Regions from separate parts of the Homo sapiens genome. Here regions 1 and 3 are each linked to region 2. The links are chromatin contacts, found by Hi-C or POLR2A ChIA-PET in ENCODE. All regions are on one chromosome and are shown on one strand. Each heading gives the region's core, a stretch centred on a gene start or an enhancer-like site at or near the end of the contact. The rest is flanking DNA. Distances are from core to core; before and after follow the strand shown. Region 1 holds the start of ZNF430 (zinc finger protein 430). Region 2 holds the start of ZNF14 (zinc finger protein 14). Region 3 holds the start of ZNF85 (zinc finger protein 85).

Region 1 (3,705 bases), core at 335-2,834, 1.3 Mb before region 2:
CAGAAAATCAGTTCCCCGTGGAGTGTGAAAATAATTGAGTGGCAGGCAATTAGACTGAGGTGTCTCTAGACCCTGGGTTCCTACTTTTAAAAAGATCTAACGTGGCTGGGCGTGATAGCTCACGCCTGTAATCCCAGCATTTTGGGAGGCCAAGGCAGGCGGATCACCTGAGGTCAAGAGTTCGAGGCCAGCCAGGCCAACATGGTGAAACCCCGTCTCTACTAAAAGTACAAAAATTAGCTGGGCAGGGTGGCAGGCGCTTGTAATTCCAGCTACTCAAAAGGCTGAGGCAGGAGAAGCTTGAACACAGGCAGCGGCAGAAGTTGTAGTGAGCCGAGATTGTGCCACTGCACTCCAGCCTGGGCGACAAGAGCGAGACTCCATCTCAAAAAAAAAAAAAAAAAAAAAAAAAAAAAATCTAACTCAGGCGCATCGTTTTGAAAATTACTACATTGAAAGACACAAAATTCAGGCTTAATCAACTGTATACTGCCAATTAAGGTCTGATTACACAACCAGAAAATTTTCACCTTTATTGTACAAACTAAGAAACTACATAACGGTACCTAACCAATTACTGAATTTGGCTTTCTTCATCATGCACCTTATAAAAGTCTTTCCTTCAAGCCCCGCCATGAACAACAAATTACAAACCACAGCTGGGTGCTCAACAGTTTTTTAATCACTCTTTGATTAATTTCTTTAATATTTTTGTGGTGACTTCTGTACATTTTTTTTTTCCGAGACGGAGTCTTGCTCTGTTACACAGGCTGTAGTGCAGTGGCGCTATCTCGGCTCACTGCAATCTCCACCTCCCAGGTTCAAGTGATTCTCCTGCCTCAGTCTCCCAAGTAGCTGGGACTACAGGCGTGTACCACCATGCCCGGCAAATTTTTGTATTTTTAGTAAAGACGGGGTTTCACTATGCTGGCCAGGCTGGTCTTGAACTCTCCTGACTTAGTGATGCGCCCGCCTCGGCCTCCCAAAGTACTGGGATTACAGACGTGAGCCACCCCTCCCGGTCTGTACATTTTTAATAGGAGAAAAGAGGAACTAGGAACCCAGGACCAAAGTTCTTCCCATTCATGAACTCGCACCCCAAGTCAGGATTCTCCCGTGACGATTCTCCCGTGACGATCCTCCCGTGGTCCCTGCACAGTCTGGGAGAGACGCGGCGCTGCGGATGCAGAGCTGCCCAGAGAGGGCTCCAGGCCAGGGCACAGTCACTGCGCAAGGAAGAGACGGGACGTGCTGGGGCCCGCCTGTCAGCGCAGCCGCCATCTTAAGGCTGATGGGGACTGAGGCCCAGCTGGGCAAGAACTCGGGGCGCAGATTGTGCAGCTGACTGCCGGGAGGCCTGAGTCCCGCCACAGCCACTTCCCACCCATTACAACCAGCCCCTCCCCTCTCTGGGGATGTCGGACCCGGCACTCTCACCATTTCTAGGCTTCCAGGGGTTCCTGGCGTCTTAGCTGTAGATCTCCCAATACCTGCGGGTCACAGGGCCACAGAGCCTGGACCTCTAGGAGCAGAGGACACAGAGCGCTGAAGACGAGACCTGGAGCTCAGGCCACAGCGAGGGACAAAGGCCCCGCCAAACCCGGAAGCCGCCCTGTCCGCTTCACCTGCGTGCCTGATTGGACGGTTCCCTGCCTAGCGTCTCTGATTGGATAACATTTAAATCCCCGCCCCCTCAGGCCATGATTGACGGAAGATGTGATGAGATGCGGGGCTGAAAGAAGAGTGACAGCTTGGGCTGCATCCTTCTCTGACAGGGCTTCCTCCCTGAGCTGAGCCAGGCCCACCCCAGAGGTTATTTGCATTTAACCTTGTGTGTAAGGTCATATGCATTTATAAATAATATATGGGGCCGGTCACGGTGGCTCACGCCCGTAATCCCAACATTTTGGAAGGCTGAAGCGGGCAGATGACCTGAGGTCGGGAGTTAGAGACCAGCCTGACCAACATGGAGAAACCCAGTCTTTATAAAAAATATAAAATTAGCGGGTTGTGGTGGCCCATGTGTGTTATCCCAGGTACTCGGGAGGCTGAGGCAGGAGAACCGCTTGAACCTGGGAGGCGGAGGTTGCGGTGAGCCGAGATTGTGCCATTGCACTCCAGCCTGGGCAACAAGAGCACAACTCTGTCTAAAATATATATATATATATATATATATATATTTATTTATATATATTTATTTATATATATTTTTATATATTTATTTATATATATTTTATATATTTATATATGTATTTATTTATATATTTATATATTTATATATTTATTTATATATATTTATATATATTTATTTATATATATTTATATATATTTATTTATATATATTTGTATATATTTATTTATATATATATTTATATATATTTATATATTTATTTATGTATTTATATACATTTATATATATTTATATATATTTATATTTATATAATTATATATATTTATATATTTATATATATTTATATATATATTTATATATTTATATATATTTATATTTATATACTTATATATATTTATATATTTATATATATTTATATATATTTATATATTTATATATATTTATATATTTATATATATTTATATATAAATATTTATATATTTATATATATATATTTATATATTTATATATTTATATATATATATTTATATATTTATATATATTTATATTTATATATTTATATATTTATATTTATATATTTATATGTATATATTTATATATATTTATATTTATATTTATATATTTATATTTATATATATTTTTTATATTTATATTTTTATATATTTTTATATATTTATATATTATACATATTTATATTTATATATATTTATGTTTTTATATATATTTATATTTTTATTTTTATATATTTTTATATATATTTATATTTATATATATATAGTGGCTATTCAAAAATGAAAAGAATGTAACAATAATTATTTTAAAATTTCAGATTTTATGACCTTCCCGGCTAAAGGAGGCAGCCTCAGATTTTAAAAAGATGGTAATCTTCTGAAATAAAATGTGAGCCACATGTGAATCTTAAATTTTCTAGTAGACAAACTTGAAAAAGAAACAAGGAACAGGTTGAATTGATTGTAACAATTTAACCCAATATGTCCATAATATTATCATTTTAATGTGTGAGGAATGTGTAATTATTAATAATGTATATAAACATTTGAAACTAAATCTTTGAAACTAACTCTGTATTTTACCTTTCTAGCACATCGCAGTTCAGACCAGCCACATTCCAGTCACTCAGGAGGCACACGTGGCCAATAGCTGCCACATTGAAGTTCAGCTCTGATGTCAGGGGGGTGAATGAACTGAACATCCCTTTTCTGCCAGAAGTGAAGGCAGAGTCTCTCCCTACCAATATCTTTCTTCAGTTCTAAGGGTGGAACAGATAGTGGCCATAAAAAGAGCAGATGGCAGCAGGAGTAAAATAACCACAGGTAGACCACTGCTGGCCACCTGTTGCCCACTTTTCTTCCAGAGATCAGACAGTGAAGAAAGAATGTTGGGGCCACAGGATAATAAAACTCTGTGTCTTCAGATCTGTCCACACTCTTGACCTCAAATGTTTAGATATGGAGAAAACAGATTAAAGGCAAAACTTATTTTGCTATTGGCCTTGGCCCTACTAGTCAGGCTGTAGTTACCTGTTTTCTCCTGTGGTGTGTGGGACTGTGTGG
Region 2 (4,123 bases), core at 414-2,913:
GGCACAAGGATTGCTTGAGCCCAGGAGGTGGAGTGCAGTGAGCCGAGATCACGCCATTGCACTCCAGTCTGAGCAACAGAGCAAGACTGTCTCAAAAAAAAAAAAAGAAAGAAAGATAAATAGATCCAGAAAAATCCAGAAATTTGATATCTACATACAATAGAATACAATTCTATTCTATTGTATGTAGATTTAGGAACTGACTAATTTAGGAACTCTTTAAAAAATGTTTAAATAAAGCATTAAAAAGAAGTAAATTGGGGACAGGCGAGGTGGCTCACACCCCCAGCACTTTGGGAGGCCAAAGAGGGCAGATCACCTGAGGTCAGGCGTTCGAGACCAGCCTGGCCAACATGGTGAAACTCTATCTCTACTACAATACAAAAATCAGCCGGGAGTAGTGGTGGGCGCCTGTAATCCTGGCTACTCAGGAAGCTGAGTCAGGAGAATCACTTGAACCTGGGAGGCAGAGGTTGCGGTGGCTGAGCGCCACTGCACTCCAGCCTGGGCAACGAGAGCGAGACTCCATCTCCAAAGGAAAAAAAAAGAAGTAAATTGGCCGGTGGCAGTGGCTCACACCTGTAATCCCAGCACTTTGAGAGGTCGAGGCAGGAGGATTGCTTGAACCTAGGAGTTCGAGACCAGCCTGGGCAACAGAAGGAGACACACATCTCTACCAAAAATTAAAATTAAAATTAAAACAATTAGCCAGGCCTGGTAGTGCGTGCGTGTAGTCCCAGATACTTAGGAGGCTCAGGTTGGAGGCTTGCTTGAATCCAGGAGTTGAAGCCTGCAGTGAGCAATGATCACACCACTGCACTTCAGCCTGGGCTACAGAGCAAAACCCTGTCTCTTAAAAAAAAAAAAAAGAAGAAGAGGCCGGGCGTGGTGGCTCACGCCTGTAATCCCAACGCTTTGGGAGGCCGAGGCCGGCAGATCACGAGGTCAGGAGATCGAGACCATCCTGACTAACACAGTGAAACCCCGTCTCTACTAAAAAAATACAAAAAATTAGCCGGGCGTGGTGGCGGGCGCCTGTATTCCCAGCTACTCGTGAGGCTGAGGCAGGAGAATGGCGTGAACCCGGGAGGCGGAGCTTGCAGTGAGCCGAGATGCGCCACTGCACTCCAGCCTGGGCGACAGAGCGAGACTCCGTCTCAAAAAAAAAAAAAAAAAGAAGAAATAAATCCTAACACATACTACAAGGTGAAGCTCGAGGACATTATGCTAAGTGAAATAAGCACGTCAGGAAAGGACAAATACTTTATGACGCCATTTACATGAGATTCCCACAGTCAAATTCACGAACTCAGACAATGGAATGGAGGTTGCAAAAGACCCTGAGGGAAGGAGGTGCACGGGGAGTTGTGCAACGAGACAGATTTCAGTGTTGCAAGATGAAAACAATTCTGGAAATTGGCTTCACAATGTGAATGTATTTAACAGTACTGAAGAGAACACTTAAAATGGATGGGAGGCAAAGAACACATTCGGTTTAAACGCAAACGTCCTGGCGGGGACAAGCCGGACTGAAGCCAGGCCAGCTCAACCACGCCCCTTCCTGCTCCGCTGTCACTCAGTGATAAAGAGGCGGGGCCATTGGATCTGTCCAATCAGGACCTCAGCTGAAAAGATGTGAGCGGCGCCACGCTGGGCCTGCGCAGTGCGGACGTCGCCATTCCTGGCCCATGGGAAGATTGCGTTTCACCTGCTCCTGAAGGCCGAAGGTGGCTCTAGCGCATCCTTTGTCGCGCCGTGACCTGCAGGTACTGACAGATCCGTAGGGAGGACACCGTGACTTCCCGGACGCTGGGAAATGGTGAGTGTGCGGGGCCAGTGTCCGAGGGGAGGTTTCTGGTTGGAACCGTCTGTGGCCGAGGCCGGGGACCTCCTTGCAGTCAACTCCGGGGTTTGCAGACCCGGGGGCCACCGCGGGCGCAGTTCGGCCCTCGGTCCTCTCTGTGGGAGCTGGACCCGCAGCCGGGAGCCCCAGCGTCCTGTCCCGTCCCCGCGGGGCGACCTCGGCCCCCGGTCCTGGAGCCCTCTATGGGCAGCTCTGCGCCCGCAGCCCCGCGTCTCCCCGGATTGTTCGGTGACAGCGGGAGGGTCCTGGGGAGATCCCATCTCGGTCTGTGGGGTTTGTGCGTTTAAGAAACCACTTGGTTGGAAACCTTACGATGAATCCACGGGTGCGTTTCCTCACTTGTGAGAACCGAAGCCTGGCTAGGTCCTTGCTGCCGGGGTCAGGTTCCTGTGGCTGTTCAAACGCCCCTGCCCTCATCACCAGGGACTGACCCCCTCTAGTGCTCCCAGCACTCAAGTCTGGGGGTGTTTTTGACCTTCTGAATGTGGGCTTTCTTTTCGAACTGCGGGGAAGGGGACTCCTTATCTTAACTGATCAGAAAGTTTGTGTTTCTTCCCTTTGGACTCCTTGATCAAATATTAATTCTAGCCACCCTTAATTCCAGTTTCCCTTCGCTCTGGGTAATTTTGTTCCCTTGCGTGAATGTGTGCGATTTTTAGTTTCTTTGGTTTCTGGATGGAATTAATTGTGAGCTTGTTCAGGTTCTTTTAAATTTTCTTGTTTGTGTGTGTTTATCTGTGTGGTTTCTACCCAAGAGATTTCGCCTATGTTGGAGTGCCATGATGATGCAAAATCTCTGTATGTCATTTGTTCCGTATATAAGTGGTAAGCATTTTTTTTTGTGTGTGACGGAGTCTCGCTCTGTCGCCCGGGATGGAGTGCAGTGGCGCGATCTCCAGCTCACTGCAAGCTCCGCCTCCCAGGTTCAAGCCATTCTGCCTCAGCCTTCCCAGTAGCTGGGACTACAGGCGCCCGCCACCACGCCCAGCTAATTTTTTTGTATTTTTAGTAGAGACGGGGTTTCACCGTGTTAGCCAGGATGGTCTCGATCTCCTGACCTTGTGATCTGCCCGCCTTGGCCTCCCAAAGTGCTGGGATTACAGGCGTGAGCCACCGCGCCCGGCTAAGTGGTAAGCTTTGAGGTGTTTGTGAGAGTGATGTTTATGACACACACCACTTTGATACATTCTGATTGTAAGTGTATGTTGTGATTTTTTCTTTCCTCGTGTGGTTGTAATAGGTCAGTGTGTTTTTCTCTGAGCAATTAACCAGTGGAAGGTTCCTAAGTCTAGAGTCATTGTGGGTAGTTTTGTTGTTGTTTTTTTTCTTTTTTTTGAGATGGAATCTCACTCTGTCGCCCAGGCTGGAGTGCAACGGCATGATCACAGCTCACTGCAACCTCTGCCTCCCTGGTTCAAGCAGTTCTCCTGCTTCAGCCTCCTGCATAGCTGGGATTACAGGCACCCACCACCACACCCGGCTAATTCTTTTATTTTTTAGCAGAGATGGGGTTTCACCATGTTGGCCAGGCTGGTCTTGAACTCCTGACCTCAGGTGGTCTGCCTGCCTCAACCTCCCAAAGTGCTGGGATTACAGGCATGAGCCACCGCGCCTGGCTGATTGTGGGTATTCTTTTGATGCTGATATGTCAGTTTGGGTACCATATCTAGTTTGGGTACCCTATCCTGAAAGGTGTAGTATATAGTTTTTCAGAATTGGAATACTAATTATTTTTGTATAAAATAATCAATAAATAATGGTTTTTCTAAGGTGGTTATTTGTAGATTATATCTTTTATCTGTCTGTGTACTTGGGTCAAAAGCTAGTTGTGAGTCTCCTCATCTTAATTCAAGTAGGCTTAATATACGTGACCTTGAATCTTCACATCCTGATGGTTTGGATGTATCCAGTTGAACTACAGCTGCTTTATGCCAGTGTTTTGTAAATAATTTTCCTGATTGTATTGGGTTTCTTTTTTTATATTTTCTTTCTTCTTTTGAGATGGAGTTTCACTCTTGTTGCCCAGGCTGGAGTGCAATGGGGTGATCTCGGCTCACCGCAACCTCCGCCTTCCAGGTTCAAGCGATTCTCCTTCCTCAGCCTCCCTAGTAGCTGGGATTACAGGCATGCGCCACCACGCCCAGCTAATTTTGTATTTTTAGTAGAGACAGGGTTTCTCCATGTTAATCAAGCTGGTCTCGAACTCCCAACCTCAGGTGATCCGCCCGCCTCAGCTTCCCAAAGTGCTGGGATTACAGG
Region 3 (4,159 bases), core at 1,476-3,975, 1.2 Mb before region 2:
ACAAATGGAATATATGATTAGATTTTAATTTTTTTCTAAAACCCACTTCTTTTACACCCTGTGCAAATATTTTTGTGCCTTTTAAACTTTACTAATCAAATGCAATTTACAATTAAAAGAAGCTGAAGTCAAAATAAGTGAACAAATCTTTTCAAGGTGACAAACCCACAGAGGGACAGTGCTGATTAGAAAAGAGATGTGTCTGACCTATGTGTCAAGTCAGGCCGTTCAATCACTTGAAAGATTCTCCCACCCGCTCCTGCTCACTAAAGTTCTCAATGACCAACCTCTCAAGAGACACTACACTATGCCCCAGTGACTGCCCCAAGTGCATTTTACTTTGCAAGTTCTTGCACCATCTCACTGGGGTGACCTTTTTTTTGTCTTTTGGGATACTATTTTTTCTTTCACAAATCTTAGAGAATCCAGGGGGTAAAAATTATTTCTGCATTTTTCTCTCAATGTGTCTCCAAGAAATAGAAGCTGGGTTGGGTGAAGTCAATCTTTTTTTTTTTTTTTTGTATACAGTCTCGCTCTTTCACCCAGGCTAGAGTGCAGTGGCATGACCTTGGCTCACTGCAACCTCCACCTCCCGGGTTCAAGTAATTCTTCTGCCTCAGCCTCCCTAGTAGCTGGGATTACAGGTGTGTGCCACCAGGCCTGGCTAATTTTTGTATTTTTAGTAGAGATGGGGTTTCACCATATTGGCCATGCTGGTCTCAAATTCCTGACCTCGCGATCCGCCCGCCTCGGCCTCACAAAGTGCTGGGATTACAGGTGTGAGCCACCGCGCCCAGCTGGGTGAAGTCAATTTTAATGTCTCAAGGAGTTAGCTTTTCAAAGGAAGAGTACACCAGGAGACTGCACTCAGACCCTGGGTATCTACCTGCTCCCTTGATAGGATACACTTCATACCTCAGGTTGTCCTATGAGAGAAAATGACCCAGGAGCTGATATTCACTAGACACTCTAGCCAACATAGCCACAATGGTGGGCATCCTGGTTTATCCCCATACAGTACTGAAAACCCAGGACCAGGAAAAAACTGAAGAGTGGCTGATGACCCATCACACCATAAAGTCTCCAAACGGAAACCTTGACCCACCAATATTCTGATAAGAACTCTGTGCCTAGGGAAGATAAAAGGAAAAGAGACACAGAGATTTTTTTACAATATGGTGTCAGGGATTATTATTCACTTTCTTCTCATGGGAAATATTTACAAACAGAAGACAATTTTTTAAATAGTGCCATCCAATGTTTTGTGGAAGAATTATTAATTGAAATATAAAATGTACAATAAAGGACAAATAATTGATAATGTGTATCAGAGAGGGGAAGGTGGCATTTGGGAATGTCAATGACACTGGAAATTTAGTATTTTACTGTAAATCAGAGTTAATCTGGAAGAACAGGGAGTAAGAAGTAGACTTGAGACCCTGCTTGAGACATATGTGAAAAATGCAGGGGAAAAGAAGTCCCCTGTGGACTGTGAAAATGATTCAGTGGCAGGCAATTAGACTGAGGTGGCTCTAGTCCCTGGGGTCCTCCTTTTTAAAAAAATCTAACTAAAATTTCATTTTTTAGTAAATTACCACATCGGGGAAAACAAAATTCAGGCTTAACCAACTATAAACTGCCAATTAAATTCTGATCACATAACCAGAAAATTGCCAACACGATCGTACAAATTAAGAGACTATATAACTGTACCTAACCAATTACTAATTTGATTTTTTTATCATGCACCTTATAAAAGTCTTTTATTCAAGCTCCTCCCATGGACCACAAACTACAAACCATAGCTGAGTGCTCTACAATACTTGAACCACTTTTTAAGTTCTTTAATATTTTTGCGGTGACTCCTATACATCTTTTTTTTTTTTTTTTGAGACGGAGTTTCACTCTTATTGCCCAGGCTGGAGTGCAGTGGCGCGATGTAGGCTCACTGCAACCTCCGCCTCCCGGGTTCAAGCGATTCTCCTGCCTCAAACTCCTGAGTAGCTGGGATTGCAGGCGCGCGCCACGACGCCCGGCTAATTTTTGTATTTTTAAAAATTGAGACGGGGTTTCACCATGTTGGCCAGGATGGTCTTGAACTCCTGACCTCAGATGATCCGCCCGCCTCGGCTTCCCAAAGTGCTGAAATTACAGGCGTGAGCCACCACGCCCGTCCCCCCATACATTTTTAACAGAAAAAAAGAGGAACTGGGAACCCCACAGCCCAAAGCTCTTTCATGAACCCGCACCCCGAGTCAGGATTCTCCCCTGACAACCCTCCCGTGGTCCCTGCTCAATCTGGGAGAGACGCGGTGCTGCGAATGCAGAGCTGCCCAGAGAGGGCTCCAGTCCAGGGCACAGTCACTGCGCAGGGAAGAGACAGGACGCCCGGGCCGGCTGTCAGCGCAGCCGCCATCTTATGGCTGGAGGAACTGGGGCCGAGCTGGGCAAAAAGAACTGGAGCGCAGATTGTGGAGCTGACTACAGGGAGGCCTGAGTCCCGCCACAGCCGCTTCCCACCGGTTTCAACCAACCCCTTTCCCCCTCGGGATGGCGGACCTGGCACTCTCACCATTTCTAGGCTTCCAGGGGGTCCCGGCGTCTTAGCTGTGGATCTCCCAATACCTGCAGGCCACAGGGCCACAGAGGCTGGGCGTCCACGAGCAGAAAACACAAAGCAGGGAAAACAAGACCTAGAGCTCAGGCTGCAGCGAGAGACAAAGGCCCCGCCACATCCCGGAAGCCGCCCTATCCGCACCAGCTGCGTTCCTGATTGGACGGTTCCCAGCCCAGCGTCTCTGATTGGATGATATTTAAGGCACCTTCTTTTCAGGCCCTGAGTGACAGAAGATGTGATCAGATGCTGGGCTGAAAGAAGAGCGAGTGACAGCCTAGGCTGCAGCCTTTTCAGACAGGGCTTCCTTCCTGAGCTGAGCCAGGCTCACACCAGAGAGTATTTGCCCTTACCTTGTGTATCAATTTATATGCATTCAAAAATAATATATTATATGGCTATTCACAAATGAACAAAGTATAACAACAATTGTTCTAAAATTTTAGATTTTATGACCTTCCTGTATTCTGGTCCTTTGAACAGGCAATCCTCTGAAATAAAATGTGAGTCACAGGTGAATTTTAAATTTTCTAGTAGCCAAACTTTAAAAAGAAAGAAGAAACAAGTGGAATTGATTGTAGCAATTTATTTAACCCAATATATTCAAAATATTTTCATTTTAATATGTGAGCAATATGTAATTATTAATGAAATATAAATACATTTGAAACAAAATCTTTGAAACTAATTCTGTATTTTACCTTTCTAGCACATCGCAGTTCAGACCAGCCACATTCCAGGCACCCAGGAGCCACACATGGCCAATAGCTGCCACATTGAAGTACAGCTGTGATGTCAGTGGGGGTGGAGGGCCTGAACACCCCTTTTCTGCCACAGGTGAGGGGACAGCCTCTATTTATCAACGTCTCTTTTCAGTTCCGAGGGTGAAACAAATAGTGGCTATAGAAAAAGCTGATGGCAGCAGGAATAAATCACAGGTAAACCACTGCTTACCACCTGTTGCCCATCTTTCTTTCAGAGATCAGACAGTGAGCAAAGGATGATGGGCCACAGGAGAAAAAAAACTATGTCTTCAGATCTGTTCACAGTCTTGACCTTTAATGTTTACATAGGAAGAAAATAGATTAAAGGCAAACTTATTTTGCTATTTGACCTCGACTCTAATGTTCAGGCTGTGGTTACCTGTTTTCTTCTGTGGTGTGGGAAACTGAGTGAATATAAGCACAATCACATGCATACATGTCCACATGTATTTCGGCATTTCTTTTTTTTGAGATGGAGTTTCACTCTTGTTGCCCAGGCTAAAGCGCAATGGTGTGGTCTTGGCTCACTGCAACCTCTGCCTCCTGGGTTCAAGCAATTCTCCTACCTCAGCCTCCCGAGTAGCTGGGATTACAGGCATGCACTACCACGCCCGGCTAATTTTTTGTACTTTTAGTAGAGACGGGATTTCTCCATGTTGGTCAGGCTGGTCTTGAACTCCTGACCTTAGGTGATCCAACCGCCTTGGCCTCCTAAAGTGCTGGGATTATAGGCATAAGCCACCACCCCTGGCCATATTTCTGCATTTCTCAACATTATCTT

Evidence for each region. A loop is a pair of places that touch in the nucleus more often than their neighbours do. ChIA-PET counts read pairs that join two places held with the same protein, here RNA polymerase II (POLR2A). Pooled maps may share reads with other maps.
Region 1: a map with no recorded cell type shows a loop between it and region 2 (17-fold over the local background). The contact joins the promoter of ZNF430 here to the promoter of ZNF14 in region 2. A Hi-C loop is called at or near these places in 1 of 37 single-sample maps with no recorded cell type and 6 of 50 pooled maps. POLR2A ChIA-PET finds 5 or more read pairs at or near these places in 1 of 52 experiments (CD4-positive, alpha-beta T cell).
Region 3: a loop to region 2 is called in a map of naive thymus-derived CD4-positive, alpha-beta T cell, with 9 times the contacts of the local background. The contact joins the promoter of ZNF85 here to the promoter of ZNF14 in region 2. A Hi-C loop is called at or near these places in 1 of 168 maps with a recorded cell type or tissue (naive thymus-derived CD4-positive, alpha-beta T cell) and 9 of 50 pooled maps. POLR2A ChIA-PET finds 5 or more read pairs at or near these places in 1 of 52 experiments (activated CD4-positive, alpha-beta memory T cell).

The regions. Positions count from the first base shown.
Region 1 is chr19:21,018,536-21,022,240 of GRCh38, reverse strand. ZNF430 (zinc finger protein 430) reads right to left here and starts at 1,584. Exons shown (of 5, transcript NM_025189.4): 1 at 1,438-1,584. The coding sequence starts at 1,440. RefSeq lists enhancers at 709-1,300, 1,301-1,894.
Region 2 is chr19:19,730,652-19,734,774 of GRCh38, reverse strand. It overlaps ZNF14 (zinc finger protein 14), which reads left to right and starts at 1,663. Exons shown (of 4, transcript NM_021030.3): 1 at 1,663-1,819. The coding sequence starts at 1,817. RefSeq lists a silencer at 2,008-2,157.
Region 3 is chr19:20,921,817-20,925,975 of GRCh38, reverse strand. It overlaps ZNF85 (zinc finger protein 85), which reads right to left and starts at 2,725. Exons shown (of 4, transcript NM_003429.5): 1 at 2,573-2,725. The coding sequence starts at 2,575.